2 separate regions of the Homo sapiens genome follow, and region 1 is linked to region 2. The links are chromatin loops, found by intact Hi-C in ENCODE. Cell type or tissue: CD14-positive monocyte. All regions are shown on one strand. Each heading gives the region's core, and the rest is flanking DNA. Links, peaks and the distances in the headings are about the cores only.

Region 1 (5,380 bases), core at 214-5,213, 260 kb after region 2:
TCATTTAGCATTAGGTATGTCTCCTAATTCTATCCCTCCCCGCTCCCCCTACCCCACAACAGTCCCTGGTGTGTGATGTTCCCCTTCCTGTGTCCATGTGTTCTCATTGTTCAGTTCCCACCTATGAGTGAGAACATGCGGTGTTTGGTTTTTTGTCCTTGCGATAGTTTGCTGAGAATGATGGTTTCCAGCTTCATCCATGTCCCTACAAAGGACATGAACTCATCATTTTTTATGGCTGCATAGTATTCCATGGTGTATATGTGCCACATTTTCTTAATCCAGTCTATCATTGTTGGACATTTGGGTTGGTTCCAAGTCTTTGCTATGATTATTTTTTTCTTTGTCAGATAGGAGGCCTTAGAAAATAGGAGTTTCTCTAAGTGGGCACCTGTTTCCGGGAGAAGGGCCAGAGCTGGGTTGCCAGCCTGTGCAGATGTACGGGGAGCTTTGAAATGAACATTTATTCTAAAGGGACAAACAGAATTCAGAAGGTTGATTATTATTATTATTATTATTTTTGAGATGGAGTCTTGCTCTGTCACCCAGGCTGGAGTGCAATGGCACGATCTTGGCTCACTGCAACCTCCATCTCCCAGGTTCAAGTGATTCTCCTGCCTCAGCCTCCCCAGTTGCTGGGATTACAGGCATGTGCCACCATGTCTCACTAATTTTTGTAGTTTTAGTAGAGGAGGGGTTTTGCCATATTGGCCAGGCTGGTCTTGAACGCCTGAGCTCAGGTGATCCACCTGCCTCAGCCTCCCACAGTGCTGGGATTATAGGCGTGAGCCACCACACCCAGCCCAGAAGGTTGATTATTAAGCTATTCAAGGAGATACCAGAGAAAGGTGAAAACCAAGTTAAAGCAATTTTTTAAGACAATACAGCATATGGATGAAAAATGCTCCAGAAAAATAGAAATTATAAATTAAAAGCACAACTTATGGAAATGAAAGACACACTTAGAGATATACAAAATGCATGGGAAATAGAACTGAACAAGTATTAATAAAAGAAAGAGCTTGAAGACAAGGCTTTCGAATTAATCCAATCACACAAAGGCAAACAGGGCAGCAAAATCTTCACCTAGAATTGAAGGTACCAGCATCAACTGGGATTGGAGGCGGCTCTGTAGCATACAGACAGCTACTCTGTGGCTCATGAAGTTAGCAGAACTTCATGAAATGCTGGAGAGATGTTAAAGAAAAGAAAAAGGGAAGGATGGGACTGTAGAAAAGACCCCAGTATAACCGCAACCTTGGCTGCACCTTAAACTCACCTAAGGAGCTTTTAAAACTCTGGCACCCAGGCTATACTCCAGACCAATCTGAACTTTTTAAAGCTCCACAGGCGATTTCAATTTGTAACCAAGGCTGAGAATCAATACTCAATATAATCGATTTACAGTGGGAGGAAATTTAACAAGAGAGTGGATAACTGTTAAGTCTCTGTGAATCCCATTTAGTTTTATACCTTACTACCTCATCCAGTGGCAATATTGCAGATGAGAGAGTATTAAAATGCAAAAGAAAATACTTAAAATTCCAAAATTCCCTCCTCTTTCCTTCTCCAATCCCTGAGCCTTCTGTTTTCTGTACCACAAAGCTTGTTCGACATCCTTGATGAACAGAACTTGGGTTTTCTGAGCTTTCTTCTGGCTTAGATTGGCCTCACAATGAATTGGGTTATCTTCTTGCTGTCAGTTTTCCAGGAAACAACAACAAGGATTTGATTGATTGCTTGTTTGTTGTCATAGGGAATGACCTAGCCATGTTGAGTGGGAAGTAACTGGCTATTTGGTTGGTGGGGAAATATGTCCAAGGTGGAGGGATGGTGAAGAACGGACCGCATGTTCCTACAAAGAACAGACGTGACCGTCCAGCTGGCTTGGCCGACTCTGAGAGCCCTGCCCTCCACTAGATATGGTGGATGGTGGGTGAAAGGCATTGGTTAGGACTCTAAGGTATTGGGGTCTGTGGTCAGGTAGAGTGAGATGGAATCAGGGGTTAGTTCAAGAGTAACATAACGTGTCAAGTGGCTTTCCCTCTGGAGTGACTCAGAAAAACCTGTCCCATAATCTTACTGTTACTGCCATTTCCTTCACCCTGATCAATGCCAGAAATAATAGCCTGAGTTGGATTGATTTGAGCTCTGGCGCCTGTTCTTCACTTCTTGTTCATCTTTTGTCCATGGGCATTTCTGTTTTTCTTCCTGACCAGTGTCAGGACTTAGATAGTAATGGTCCTTAGATTACTGTAACAGTGAGGATGGGCCTATGGGGTCTCCTGTGTCATGTGTGTATAATAGCAGAAATGGCCTCAGCTTAGCACATATGTTCATATAAAGAAATTAGGCTAAATAACTTCTCTTCCTCTCTCATTTACCTATGTCTGAAAGGAAAAAATAATTAGACAATCTATGAATCAAAAATCTGTATATACCTAAATTATAAATTAAAGGCAATTTAACTGTTTACCTGCATCTGCACATGCAAATGTTGAACCTGACTTGATTTTTTAAAATGAGCTTCAAAATATTTAAACTTCAGACTTTCTTATGAACATTTTAAAACAGTTTCTCTGATCCTTTGCCATTTATGAAGACAGAGGCATCTGCTTAAAGCAATATAGTCTTATTACTATCTGAATCACAAAGAAAATACTATTTGCTATTGTTCCTTTTTAGTCTTCTTCAAAGGACGAGAAAGAGCTCTCCTCCACTTTGCCTTTCTTCACTTACTCTCTTGGCTGCTTTCTGCTCCTCTGTATCCATCTACATCACTCACATGCTGTCTTCCCAACTCGTAGCACTCAACCTCTTCTGTATACTACCGGCTTCCGGGATTTATGGTGGGGGATATCCCTACTGCTTTCCCTGGGCTTATGGCAAAAGAAAATGAAGTCCAGTTTGAAGTCTCCTGCAATATCATTCTGCTTTCTGGGTGAGAAGCCTGGTATGGGGAGCCCTCTAGTGGATATGTGGCTGCCATTACATTTTCCCTTTAAGGCAGAAGAAAGAGTTGGTTTGTTGGCAGGGGCAAGGGAGTAGTTCTGGTCCTAGCTCGACCATGGACTTGCTGTGGGACTTTAGACAAAGCACTTCCTCTCTCTTGGCCTCAGTTCCTTCCATGAAATATTGTAGTGTATACTGTTTGCTTTGTGCCCACAAAAACTCATTGCTGCAAGTGGGCAGGACTTGTGGAATGGCTGAGTGCAGATCTCAGCAAATCCTCTTTTCCCAAAACAATTATGAAGCCAGACAAAATTGCCAAAGACAGTCATTTAAAGACTGGAAATTTGACCAAAGCCATACAACAGATTGAGAAGGGTTAATTTAAGAAAGTCCATCCGTGGTCGGGCGTGGGCTCACGCCTGTAATCCCAGCACTTTGGGAGGCCAAGGCGGGCAGGTCAGGAGATTGAGACCATCCTGGCTAACACGGTAAAACCCCGTCTCTACTAAAAATACAAAAAATCAGCAGGGCGTGGTGGCGCGAGCCTGTAGTCCCAGCTACTCGGGTGGCTGAGGCAGGAGAATCCCTTGAAACCAGGGAGGCGGAGGTTGCAGTGAGCTGAGATCGCGCCACTGCACTCCAGCCTGGGTAACAGAGCAAGACTCCGTCTAAAAAAAAAAAAAAGAAAGTCTATTGGTTCTCAGAAAGAACAGTGGAAGTCTGTAGTGTTTTAGCATTGCCCCTTCACCTCCAGCTCTGCGGTTGTGGTAAGGAAGTTCTATCCAGGTGGGTGGGGCTTGTGGGAGGGAATGGCGTGGCAGCAGAGGGTGACTGACTTTACTTCCATGCCCAGGGTTGTTGAAAACAAGAGTTATCTCAGTGACAATCATGGAAGACCAAAATTGCAGCTAGCTTGAGGTTGCAGTACTGGTTAGGACAAGCAATAGGCCAACAGGCCTGCCAAAAATTTAACATGGAAATCCAGGTAATGATACAACTAAAGAGGGTCTTGAAAAGCTGCCACATGTGTCTGGTGGTCTAGAAGGTATGCACAAGGCTGCATACACATTCACATTCAGGACAGACTGGAGACTCATAAAAATCTGGAACTTTGAATGAATTCTCCAAGCCACACAGAGATCCACTGACAAAAGGTAAAGCCTTCGCGGCACAAGGTGTGGCTCAACTTCTGGCCATTAAGCTATGCCGATCTAGGAAGCCAGGCTTAAAAACAAGAAGCCGGGCACTGTGGCTCACGCCTGTAATCCCAGCACTTTGGGAGGCTGATGTGGGCGGATCATGAGGTCAGGAGTTCGAGACCAGCCTCGCCAACATGGTGAAACCCTGTCTCTACTAAAATACAAAAATTAGCTGTGCATGGTGGCAGGCACCTGTAATCTCAGCTACTCAGGAGGCTGAGGCAGGAGAATCGTTTGAACCTGGAAGGCGGAGGTTGCAGTGGGCCGAGATCACACCATTGCACTCCAGCCTGGGCGACACGGCGAGACTCTGTCTCAAAAAAATAAATAAAAATAAAAACAAGAAAAAAACTCTAAGCAGATATCTCAGTGGTTACATGCTGTGAGACAAACAGACATCACAGAATCAGTCCAGGTGGGTCACTAAACAAACAACAAACAAACAAGCAAACAGCAACAACCGTCCGCCCTGGTTGGGTGGGGAAGGAGATCAGAGCCCACAGTTGCTACGGTATGTTACCTAGAACGTCCAGTTTTTCAACAACAAATTATGAGACCTGCAAAGAAACAGGAAAGAGGGACCCATACACACAAAAACAGTAGAGACTGTTTCCTAGTGGGCCTACATGTTGCATGTAGCAAATACTTCTAAACTGCTATTTTGAGTATATTTAAAGAAGTAAATAAAATCAAGTTTAAAGAATTAAAGGAAAGTGGAATGACAATGACCGATCAAATATACAATATTAATAAGGAGGTAGAAATGATAAAGAAGCACCAAATGAAAATACTGGGGTTGAAAAACACAATGGCCAAAATAAAACATTCACTAGAGTGATTTAACAGCAAATTTGAGTTACCAAAAAGAAAAAAGAATCAGCAAACTCAAAGATGGATCAACAGCAACTACCTAGTATGAAGAGTAGGAGGAAAAAGAAAAAGAAAAATGAACAGAGCCTCAGAGGCCAAGGAGACACCATTGAGCAAACCAACAAATGTATAATTGGGGTCCCAGAAAGAGAGATGATAAAAAGGCAGAAAAAAATACCTATATAAAAGATAACTGAATACTTTCCAAATTTGATGTAAAACATTAATCTATACACCCAAGAAGCTCTGTGAATACCCAGACATATCATTCAAACAGATGAAAGCCAAACACAAAGAGAGAATCTTGAAAACAGCAAGAGAAAAAAAGACTTATTGTATACAAGAGATGCACAATAAAA
Region 2 (5,380 bases), core at 131-5,130:
AGCTGGGCATGGTGGTACATACCTGTAAGTTTCAGCTACTGGGGAGGCTGAGGCAGTAGAATCACTTGAACCCGGGAGGCAGAGGTTGCAGTGAGCCAAGATCATGCCACTGCATTCCAGCCTGGGCAATAGAATGAGACGCTGTCTCAAAAAAAAAAAATAAATGCTGGGCACGGTGGCTCATGCCTGTAATCCCAGCACTCTGGGAAGCTGAAGCGGGTGGATCACTTAAGGTCAGGAATTTGGGAACAGCCTGGCCAACATGGTGAAACCCCCTCTCTACTAAAAATACAAAATTAGCCAGGCGTGGTGGCACACGCCTGTAGCCCCAGCTACTCAGGAGGCTGAGGCACAAGAATTGATTGAACCCAGGAGGCGGAGGTTGCAGTGAGCCAAGATCAAGCCACAGCACTGCAGCCTGGGCGACAAGAGCGAAACTCCATCTCAAAAAATAAATAAATAAATAAATAAATAAATAACTATAATAAAATAAAGATTATTTCACCCCTTAATGCTTCCTGGCTTCCACTTGGCCATGGATCCCTACCTAGTAAAATACTTTATCCCCAGCTTTAGAGTTAGTACAGCACAGAAATGACTCTGGCTCCAGAATGCCTGAGTTTGTATCCTCTTCCATTTGCCAGCTCTGTGATTTTGGACAAGACACTCAATCTCTCTGTGCATCGGGTCCCTCATTTGTAAAATAGGATAATACAAGATCAACTTCATAGGGATGTTGCCAGGATTAAGTGGATTAATGTGTAGAAGTGCTCAGAATACTATTGATTAGATAGTAACACAATATCAGCTATTATTATTCATTTGACTGCCAACCTCTGCTACAATTGTAACAGAAAATTTAAGAATTGAAGTTAAAGTTAGCTATAGAGCAACAAGATTTTTTCCTTTCCTCTTTGTTGCCAGTAAGATACAAAGAAATTAAAGGTGGCTCATGACTGTAATCCCAGCACTTTGGGAAGTGGAGGCTGGAGGATCGCTTGAATTCCAAGAGTTTGAAACCAGCCTGGGCAACATAGTGAGACCCTATCTCTATTAAAAGAAAAAAAAAGGCCAGGCGCGGTGGCTCATGCCTGTTATCCCAGCACTTTAGGAGGCCGAGGCAGATGGATCACGAGGTCAGGAGTTTGAGATCAGCCAGGCCAACATAGTGAAATCCTGTCTGTACTAAAAATACAAAAAAAAAAAAAAAAAAAAAATTAGCCAGGCATGGTGGCAGGCACCTGTAGTCCCAGCTACTTGGGAGGCTGAGGCAGGAGAATCACTTGAACCTGGGGAGTGAAGGCTGCAGTGAGCCAAGATCACACTGCTGCACTCTAGCCTGGGTGACAGAGTGAGACTCCGTCTCAAAAAAAAAAAAGAAACTAAGATGGGGAGGTTAGAAGGGGCCTTATTAACCAAATCTATTTTATGTATCAAACTTCCATATAAACTTTTCTATGAAAAAGTGTTGCGCTATCAGAACTATGATTAAATAGATTGGTGTGTAAATGATATACGGAGACAGAGGACCAGGAGATAGAGGCAGTATGATACATCACCTATGGGGCAGACCAGACCAACATAGAGTATAGATTTGGGAGTTATCAACATGTAGGTAGTAATTTGAAGCTACGGAAACAGAAGGGATCACTTTGAGGCATCTCAGCCCCTCAAATTCCACACATCAAAGAAAACATCATTTCTGACTGACATTCTTCCCTGATCAGAAAATAGTTCTACCATCCACCCAGAAACCCAAGACAAATACAGAAATAGGGTTCACTCTTCTTTCTCCCTCATCATCTACACTCAAACATCAGGGCTGGTTAAAGTCTATCTTTTTGAATTTATCAGAAAAAATTAAAGTCTTTTGATTAAGAGTCTTAAACATTTTTATGTCTTAAATTTACCTTCTATGAGCAGACTCTTTAGAGAAGACTGTCCAAGTCAGTGACTCTCAGCTGCATGTGAGATGGGATAAAGGACGTGGGATGGGGAGTAGATCCTGACTCCTGATGGTGCATGTCACCTTTTTAAAGCTATGGACAAATTATTGCTTGATTCTGGTTATGTGTCAGGTAGAGAATCACTACTGGAGAGAGCCACTGATACAGACAGGGAATGTCCTTTTCTTTGGGTGTGCTATGTGTTATCTTGGGTGTTCTAAAACAGAAGAGAATTGTGAGGCAATGGGCTAACGAACTGCCACACTAGTACACAACCTTATAGAGAAAGAATGAAGCCTTGGCTAGTCTCTTCCTAAAGTCCTACAGGGAAGTGACCCAAGCTAGTTCAAAAGGTACTGGAAAAATAAAAAGCCAAAAATTCTCAAAAGAACGAAGTCAATGTTCCCTTACTTTTCAGGTTACAACTTTATCTTTAATATCATATCACTTAATTTTTTTTCATTTAAAGGACCTTACTTTTTTCTCTTTTCGTGATTCATTACATAAGTAAAATCACTAATTTTTCAGTTATATTATTTTGCTAATGACAGATGAAACATCTGACAAGGAATGTCTGCACCAAGAGTTTACGTTGCTGGTGGAATTACGACTGATTCCTTCTTTTTATTTTCCAAATCTTTTGTAATGTGGCCATATTACTTTTATTTTAAAAACTTTAAGGTATTTATTTTAAAGTTTTATTTTATTAAAGTATCTATTTCTTGTCCCTGTTATTTAAGGACGCCGGCTGCAGTACCCAAGTTACACCTGAAGAGGGCACTAACACATCCAATGGTAATCTCAGGCTAAGGAAAAAGGAAATCAGTCTTGTGCCATTTCCAGGAGGAACAGCAGTAAACCTTACTGATTCCTCACCCGTTAATTTTATTACCGAATTTGGGGAAAGCTCTTGTTTTGATTCTAACTAGCCATTTCCAAAAGTCAATTGACTTTATTCTCCCAAGTATACACCTCAAAGGTAGAAAAGAAGAGCTGTTCAAATACTTATTCTGAAAAGGAACAAATGTGAAAGAAATTTCAAGGTTTAGTAGTCTGTCAGCTTTACCTTCTTTTTTTTTTTTTTTTTAAAGACAGGGTCTCACTCTGTCACCCAGGCTGGTGTGACTACAGCTCACTGTAGCCTCGACTTCCCGAGCTCAGGTGATCCTCCTGCCTCAGCCTCCCAAGTAGATGGGACTACAGGTACATGCCACCATGCCTGGCTAATTTTTTAAATTTTTTGTACAGATGGGGGTCTCAGTTTGATGCCCACGCTGGTCTTAAACTCTTGGGCTCAAGCAATCTGCCCTCCTTGGCCTCCCAAAGTGCTGGAATTACAGGCGTGAATCACTGAACCCAGCCACTTCATTTTTTAAGAACAAATAAATCTCCAATTCATTCCACCTTCCTTGCAACAGTTTCTTAAAACTTGTCTATAACACATCCCTAAGAACACTCAAACATGCCTGAAATAACTAAAAGGAAAAAAAAGGCCATGTTTTATAACCTCAAAAAGGAAACTGTTAATAAAGGGGAAACAGTTAAGCTTTTTAATATGAACAATTTATGTAAAGACAAAGATGCAGACATTTTTACACAGATTATTTCTTTTCTTTGGTTACTTTCACATTAATAGTTATAATAAATGAAGCCACTTTTGAGTTGCAAAAGAGACGTCAGGTGATGTGTTTGTAAACTCAGGCCCAAATTTTGTGGCTGCTGAAATGGGTTAAGACTCTGCTCTGCTACAGATTTATCCTTAACCAAGGAAATCCACCCCCTCAAAAGGCACAGAAAGATCACTGACAGAATACAAAGCTGTCACTGTCAAAGACAGACACACATACTTTTGGCCATAGATAAGTCTGGCAGCAGGCCAGAGAAATATGTAGGAACCCCTTTCAAACTAATGTTCATCTCACACTCTCAGAAAAAATAGTTGTTTGTTCATTAAAATAACCTACCATCCCCTTTGCCCTCAATTTCAGATTTATAAAACAGAAAACAAAATGGCATTGTCTACCCCTCTCCAGGTGAATAGTATGGATCTAAAAATGTGAACTTTTGACCTTAGTTACCTAAAAAGTATTTTCCTTTTTTTTCTTTTGTTGAGACAGAGTCTCATTCTGTTGAGCAGGCTGGAGTGCAGTAGCATGATCTCAGCTCACTGCAACCTCTGCCTCCTGGGTTCAAGTGATTCTCTTCCCTCAGTCTCCTTAACAGCTGGGGCTACGGGTGCCCGTCACCACATCTGGCTAATTTTTGTATTTTTAGTAGAGATGGGGTTTCACCATGTTGGCCAGGCTGGTCTCAAACTCCTGGCCTCAAGTGATCCACCCACCCTGGCCTCCCAAAGTGCTGGGATTACAGGCATGAGACACCGGCATGCCTGGCCATCAATCTTTAATTTTATGGTTAGTGTATTTTACCTAAGAAATCTTTGCCTACCCTATGTCATGAAGATGTTTTCCTATGCATTCTTGGAAAAGTTTTTTGGTTTTAGTTTTTATGTTCAGAGATCTAATTCATTTTAATTTCTGCACATCATGTGAAGTTAGAATTGTGGCAGGCGGAATTCTAAGATGGAGCTGGGCATGGCGGCGTATACCCGTAGTCCCAGCTACTCAGGAGGCTGAGGTGGGAGGATCCCTTGAGCCCAGGAGGCAGCAGTGAGCTAGGATTGCAAAACTGCACTCTGGCTTAGGAACAGAGCAAGACCCTATCACAGGGAAAAAAAAAAAAAAAAGGATTCTATGATAGCTTCCAAGACTCTTGCCCCTTGTTGTACATGCCTTGTATAACACTTTCCCCTGCCCCTAACTGTGGACAGAACCTGTGAATATGATGGGATAGTCATTCTAGTTTTTGCATTTGAGTTATATAAACAGTCATTTCTCAGTATCTGAATGAGATTCGTTCCAGGATCCCCAAGGATATAAAAATCCATGGAAGCCCAAGTCCCTTATATAAAATAGCATGGTATTTGCATATAACCTAGACATATCCATTTGGATACTTATTTTTTAAAATTTTTTTGAGACGGAGTCTCTGTCATCCAGGCTGGAGTGCAGTGGTGCAATCTTGGCTCACTGCAACCTCCGCCTCCCGGGTTCAAGCGATTCTACTGCCTCAGCCTCCCGAGTAGCTGGGACTACAGGTGTGTGCCACCACATCCAGCTAATTTTTTGTATTTTTAGTAGAGATGGGGTTTCACCATGTTGGCCAGACTGGTCTTGAACTCCTACCTCAGGTGATCCACCTGCCTCAGCCTCCTAAAGTGCTGGGATTACAGGCATGAGCCACCACGCCTGGCCTTTATATTATTTTTTATTGTTTTTTCTTTTGTATTTTCAATCCGAGGTTGGTTGAACCCAAGGATGCAGAACCTGCGGATGCAGAGGACTGACTGTATAAGATTCTCTTGATAGCTTCGA

Evidence for each region. Hi-C counts contacts between places; a loop is a spot of excess contacts. Peaks named below come from ENCODE experiments on the same cell type or tissue, not always from the same donor. Only the 100,000 strongest peaks of a DNase experiment are listed, where the experiment ranks them.
Region 1: a loop joins it to region 2, with 3 times the contacts of the local background. A loop is called at or near these places in 80 of 110 quality-filtered maps.

The regions. Positions count from the first base shown.
Region 1 is chr11:63,476,582-63,481,961 of GRCh38, reverse strand. The region is part of intron 3 of PLAAT5 (phospholipase A and acyltransferase 5); the gene reads left to right. Among named protein-coding and RNA genes, the nearest start is that of PLAAT5, 12 kb to the left of the region's middle. In CD14-positive monocyte, for the core only: CTCF peaks have their summits at 2,777 and 2,985 (motif pointing left); a DNase peak (open chromatin) is centred at 2,931.
Region 2 is chr11:63,736,286-63,741,665 of GRCh38, reverse strand. The region is part of intron 3 of RTN3 (reticulon 3); the gene reads right to left. Among named protein-coding and RNA genes, the nearest start is that of ZFTA, 30 kb to the left of the region's middle. In CD14-positive monocyte, for the core only: CTCF peaks have their summits at 2,518 and 2,718 (motif pointing right); a DNase peak (open chromatin) is centred at 2,745; H3K27ac peaks cover 670 bases.